Linked DNA regions of Homo sapiens: region 2 is linked to region 1. A link is a loop called in an ENCODE intact Hi-C map of the cell type or tissue named here. Cell type or tissue: heart left ventricle. All regions are shown on one strand. Links, peaks and the distances in the headings refer to the core of each region. The heading gives the core; the rest is flanking DNA. Region 1 has its middle 11 kb from the start of LINC01711. Region 2 overlaps APCDD1L (APC down-regulated 1 like).

The links. Peaks named below come from ENCODE experiments on the same cell type or tissue, not always from the same donor. Only the 100,000 strongest peaks of a DNase experiment are listed, where the experiment ranks them.
Region 2: it touches region 1 in a loop (2.4-fold over the local background); 2 of 110 quality-filtered maps call a loop at or near these places.

Annotation. Positions count from the first base shown.
Region 1 is chr20:58,622,658-58,625,564 of GRCh38, forward strand. No RefSeq gene overlaps it. Among named protein-coding and RNA genes, the nearest start is that of LINC01711, 11 kb to the right of the region's middle. RefSeq lists an enhancer at 1,256-1,550. In heart left ventricle, for the core only: no CTCF peak of the experiment used is centred there; DNase peaks (open chromatin) are centred at 264 and 1,414.
Region 2 is chr20:58,480,273-58,483,179 of GRCh38, forward strand. The region is part of intron 1 of APCDD1L (APC down-regulated 1 like); the gene reads right to left. Among named protein-coding and RNA genes, the nearest start is that of APCDD1L-DT, 34 kb to the right of the region's middle. In heart left ventricle, for the core only: a CTCF peak has its summit at 1,409 (motif pointing right); no DNase peak of the experiment used is centred there; H3K27ac peaks cover 1,196 bases.

The sequences.
Region 1 (2,907 bases), core at 235-2,734:
GTCAACCCTTCCTCCACATTACCCCTATGGTTTTCTTCCCCCAAACCCAAGCCTTCTGTGCCTCCCACGCCCACCCCACTTGGTGCCAGCTCGGTGGCTCACTTGTTGTCTGGAGTGTAACTCATCTGTGTACCTGTGGTCTCTACTCCCAGCCTCTGGGTCTACAAAGAGGAGGATTGTGCAGCTCAGACTGAGCAGCTCAGACTGTGCATCCAGCAGACGGTTGTCGGAAGCACAGCTCAGTGACTGATCCTGACCACAGGGGCCAGAGCCAACGCTGTGTGCTGTGGTGTGTCCAGCTGCGATCAGCACTTCACATGGAGGCTCATCCTAGGAAGGGGCATTCACAGTCTCCACGTCTCACAGATGAGGAGTCAAGGCAGACAGAGCTGCACAGCCGCACGTCCGTGGTCACATCGCTGGTTGGCAGGGCTGGGGTAGGATGACCTTGGTCCCAAAACCCATGTGCTTAACCAGGAAGGAAAGGAGGAAGGCATGGGGAGAGGGAGAGAAGAAAAGAAGGAAGGAAGGAATGATGATGGAAGGAAGGAAAGAGGGAGGGGGCTGTGTAGGCATATGAGAATGTGTGTATAGTAAGTGTGGATGTAGATGTGGGTGTGTATGCACATGTGTGTGAATGTGGATGTGAACATGAGTGTGTATGAGGGTGCATGGAGGTGGGTGTGAACCCTGTGCATATGAGTGTGTGCATTCAAGGGTGTGTTTGTGAATGTGGATGTGAATGTGTGTATGAGTGTGTGTGATGTGTGTATATGGGTGGGTGTAAGTGTGTGTGAACTGTGTGTAATGCGTGTGCATTGGAGGGGGTGTGTGCACATGTGTATGAGTGTGTGAGATAGTGTGTGATGTGTGTATACTGTGTGCACGTGTGTGTGTATTGGAGGGTGTGTGTGCATGTGTGTATGTACCAGTGCGTGGGATAGTGTGTGAAGTGTGTGTGAACTGTGTGCATGAGTGTGTGCATTGGAGGGTGTGTGTGTGCACCTGTGTACAAGTGAGTGTGATAGTGTGTGTGAAGTGTGTGTGAACCATGCGCATGAGTATGTACATTGGAGGGTGTGTGTGCACATGTGTGTACGAGTGTGTGTGATAGCGTGTGATGTGTGTGTATACTGTGTGCACATGCATGTGTGCACTGGAAAGTGTGTGTGTGCACCTGTGTACGAGTGTGTGTGATAGCGTGTGATTGTGTGAACTGTGTGCACACACGTGTGTGCATTTGGGGGGTGTGTGCCCTCCCGTGCCCTCTGCCTGAGCGCCCCATCCTCCATGTACTCTGTCCTGCTGGGGTCTCATTAGTGTGCGGAGGGCGTCAGAGCTGGCCAGAGCCGCAGAGCCGCTGACTCACGCAGTGTCTGGAGTGAGTCACTGGCTGAGCCGGAGGCTGCGGGGGCCGCACTCAGCCGGAATCCCTGCTGGCCTCCTGTTCTCATCCGCCCGCTCTGAGTCACCCACACCTATGCTTCGGGCCGTTGTGGAATTAAACTCTCCTCTCCTTGAGGACGATGGGAAAGGGATTGAAGAGCCAGTGGACGCTGTGCCCAGCTGGAACCCGGGGGTCCGAGGGCAGACAGATGTGCTCCCAGCACTGCTCTTCTCAGAAGCTCCGTGGGCTGTGGGCCAGGCTCGAACCATTTCCAGTCCATGTCTCTGGGGTGTCCCCCAGATGCGGGCAGTGGGGCCTCTCTGGCCTTGCTTGAGGCCTGAGACTCTGGGAGGCTCTTCATGGGAAAAGTTGCCCCCATCCCCACCAGGGGCAGCCACCCTCCACAATGGGTTGCTCTTCTGGGCATGGTCCAGAAGCTTCTAGAGAGAAAATGGCAGCACCAACCCCCGACCTCATGAAGCTGACGGTCCAGGGGGAGGGCAGACAGCAAACAGAAACAGACAAATAAGAAGAAGCAGAGCCGACATCAAGGGGCCGTGCTTCATGTGTTTTCAGAGCTACTAGGACTGCCTGGAATGACCATCCACGCTTATTTGTGTACTGAATCAAACCCCATATGGTCAGAGCCATGCTGATCTTGCTGCGTCTCTGTGTTGAGTACAGGGCTTGCATACAGTAAGCACTCAGCAGATGCATGCTGAGTGAAGGCTCGTGTGAACAGCAAGGCAGAAAAGTAGGTGCAATGGTGCAAGAAAGAGCAACTGGGAGAGCTGCTGAAAGAGGGCATCTGAGCAGAGGGAGCAGCCCGAGCCGAGGCCCTGGGGCAGGAACGTGCTTCCATATTCTAGGGAGGTCGGCAGGGCTGGAGAGCAGGGGGAGGCGGTGAGAGGTGCGCTTGCAGAGATGAACCTGTAGGCTGTGATCGGGAGGGTGGATCTTGATTCTCTCCTCCTGATGGGTTGTTCTTCTAGATGCGGCCCAGAAGCTTCTAGAGGAAGATGTCATGGAGCACCAGCCCCAGACTCTTGTCCATCCTCAGAAAGCAGGAAGGTGTGATTCCACGTGCATGCCTGTTATCTGTCAGCTGGTGTTAACGTGCCCACCAGCAGGATGGAGGCCGGCTCGGAAAAGAAGAGCAAGTTTGGAAACATCCTTGAGGGCCAGGGAGCTGGGAAGAGCATGGTAAACGTGAGTCCTCTGCTCTTGGCTGAGCCCAGACCAGACTTACATCTCCATCATTAGGGGCCTCCTTTGGAGACGAGAGAGCAGGCAGAAAGCCTGCCCTGTTGAAAATGGACCTATGTTTTCTAGAAGAAATAGTAGCAGCATAATGACTCTTTAGTGTAGGTAAAAATGTGTTGCCAACACTTAGCAAGAGACTAGGCACCCAGTGACACGGGAGAGGTAGGTTTGGATGAGACACAGCTCAGAATTGTCCAGATCACAGATTGTTTGGGAAGTGGCCTAGTGGCTGTGAGCCTTAAGGGTGACAGCGGAGA
Region 2 (2,907 bases), core at 211-2,710, 140 kb before region 1:
TCTGCTCAGTGCACTCAGAGAGTTGAAGGCTGCCCGAGAAAGTCAGTCAAGGGGTACCTGGCAGAGCAGGTCTGAGGATGTGAGAAGCAGAAGGGCCTTTGGATTAAGAAGCTGCGGGTTGACAGGTGATCAAAGGGACAGGGTTTGGTTAGCTACTGGCCCCCCAGTTCTCCATGAAAAGTCTCAGGTCAGTCTGGACCACGGGATGGAGGACAAAGGTGGGCCTTGCTTGGTACCACCTGGAGAAGGTGACTGCTTCATGTTTGTGTGACATGTGCTTAAGCCACAATGGAAAACGCTGCGTATGAGGAAGCGGCTGGCCACTGAGGATAACTCCCCGAGGCCTCTGCTTAGCCACTCCTGCTGAGGGAAAGGAAGTGCACAGTTCACAGAATGGGAAAGGAATGGGGGCCTGGGGAGACGAGTTCTGGCCCACCAAGCCTGGCTCATAAGCTAGGTTTTTCTGTTTGTTTGTTTAGGAATGTTCCAGAACGAAAACTGTGCACATGAAAACTCTCCCTTGGCCTCATGATAATGCTAATTATTCTTGCTCTGGCTGGAGCTCCCACCCAGTTGGAAACTGGAACATCCCAGCCACAGGCCAGCTGCTTCCAAAGAGCCAAGGAAGCAGGGTGACAGATGGAAGCGTTTCCCTTTTCACCCAGATGTTCCGGTGTTTTGGAGACAAGGCCTCGTTAACTTGACTTTAGCACCTGCGTTCCCAGCTTGCACGTTGGTCTGTAGACATTATTTATACCAAACTTGGCCAATGCTGTCCACTGATGCCAACATCCCACCTGGTGCTTGGAGGAGCCGGTGAGGGGATGATGACAGCTTGTAGCATCACTGCGTAGAAGGGGTTCTGAATGTGCCCAGATCTCACTGAATGTCCTGTTGCCTGCCCTAAGCGGTGTAGTTAGGAGTCAGTGTTTTCCAAACAGAATGTGTATCTGGGAGTCTCCCGTTGGACTGAACTTTTATTAGCTCTCTTGGCAGAAGGCTGAAGCTTTTATTGTTCTATAGAACAGGACTTCGGCAAGATAATCACAAGGTTTTGACACATTCAATAAGAACGAAGGTGTTCGTATACATCATGGCGAAGACCCCTCAGAACCCAGAAAGGGTGCCTGAGAGGGACTCCTGGGATGCCCCCTTGAGCGGCTGAACTCTTCATGGCCTTGGCAACTGGTTCTCCACCAGATCTTCCCCAGAGGGGCCAAGAATCTTGTCGGGCCGCAGAAATATTTAGGTTTTGAGGAGAGAGGGATGGAGGATGGTGGTTTCCATTGAGTACCCTTGGATCTGAGACCTGCCCAAAGATGTCGGGGGTGACTGGGAGGAACCCCAGCGTCGGGGGAGGCACACCACTCACCGAGCTGTTCTTGGGAGCTTCCACAAGGGGGCCCTCTTGAGCTTTGGTTGGGGCGATTGGGAGCCAGTGGCGAACCCTCACCCCGCCGGCTCCAGCTTCGGCCTCCAGCTGAGGGTCACCCAGCCTCCCTCGTTCCACCCAGTCCTTGCGGAAGAAGGAGCCCACCAAGGCCAGCTCTGGTGCCCAAACTTTCTTCCACGTGGGAGATCTTCCTTTCCACTCGCGCAGAGAACGTATTTAGAGACTGAAGGCAAAGGGTGAAGGGTCACCAAGCCTCGCCTCTTTCAGAGAAGTTTGCAACAACACAACAAAAGCTCCAGTTGGAACCACATAAAAGGGCATGTGGGAAGCTTCATAAACAATGAAACAAGACATCTCGGCTCCATGGGCCTCTCCCCAAAGACACATATACGGGGGCCTTTGGGTCAGCTGCGACGGGAAGCACTGAGATTTTAAATGCAAGAAAATTATTACAATTTAACAAATCAATTTTTCTTACATTGTATTGAGATTAAGTTCGTGGTCTCTTTCATACATTCAAAATAAGATATTTCCCTAGAGTGCAATTTTGTGGGAAAACCTACATCATGTTTCGGAAAACCCATTTTGCTAGGAGTTACCAGATTTTAAGATAGATGGTAATATTTAATTATTGCACTATTTTACCGTGTAGAAAATTAATGTGCTTTCGGAGTTTCAGGAGAAAGACCGGCTATAAGTCTGAACCCTATTTTTAAATTACCATATAAATAGAATCCCAAAGACGCAAATATTGGCTTAAGTGTTGCAGACAAGGTACAGGAAAATGTGTTGGCTTCCTAAATGTTAAATAAACAGGCTTGTAATTCTCACCTTCCCTCATGACCCTGGCCCAGCTGGGTTCTTACCCTCGGAAGAGCGCACGTAGCTCAGGAAGGGGACAAAGCGGTGCTAATTGGATGACCACAGCGGGTGAGTCATCAGAGTATCATGGTTACCACCACGATAACAAGATGCACGTTTTTGGTAAAGCTCTGGAGTCTTCGAAGCCCACATTCATGGATCTGCTCGACCCTTATCACAAACCTTCCAGATAGGGGTGATGACTGCCTCCATCTTACAGACCCCAAAACGGAGGCTCAGAAGGGAAAGCCTGACAGTATCTTGCTTCTGTCACACAACCCACAGGTGGAGAGGCCCAAATTCAAAACCGGGTCCGGTAACTGTAAACCCCTAGCCTCCTTCCATCTGCACTTACAGCCCCTGATCTTGGCTCGACATTTATTGAGCACCTACTGTGTGCTTGGCCATGGGGTTGCAGAGCAGAGAGGCATCTACAAGGGCTCAGGGTCTGACATTCCAAGCCAATTATTCTGCCCAGTACTGGTCCAGTTTACCAAAGGGAACTGAAAGAGAAGAGGGGCCTCCAGAGGGGCCCCACTGCCTATGTGTGCCTTGAGGTCTTGCAGGACAAGAAGCTGCTTGACAGATGGAGAGAGCTGTAATGGGCACTCCAGGCAGGAGCTGTAAAGGTAGCAGGGAGGTGTGAACTAGCA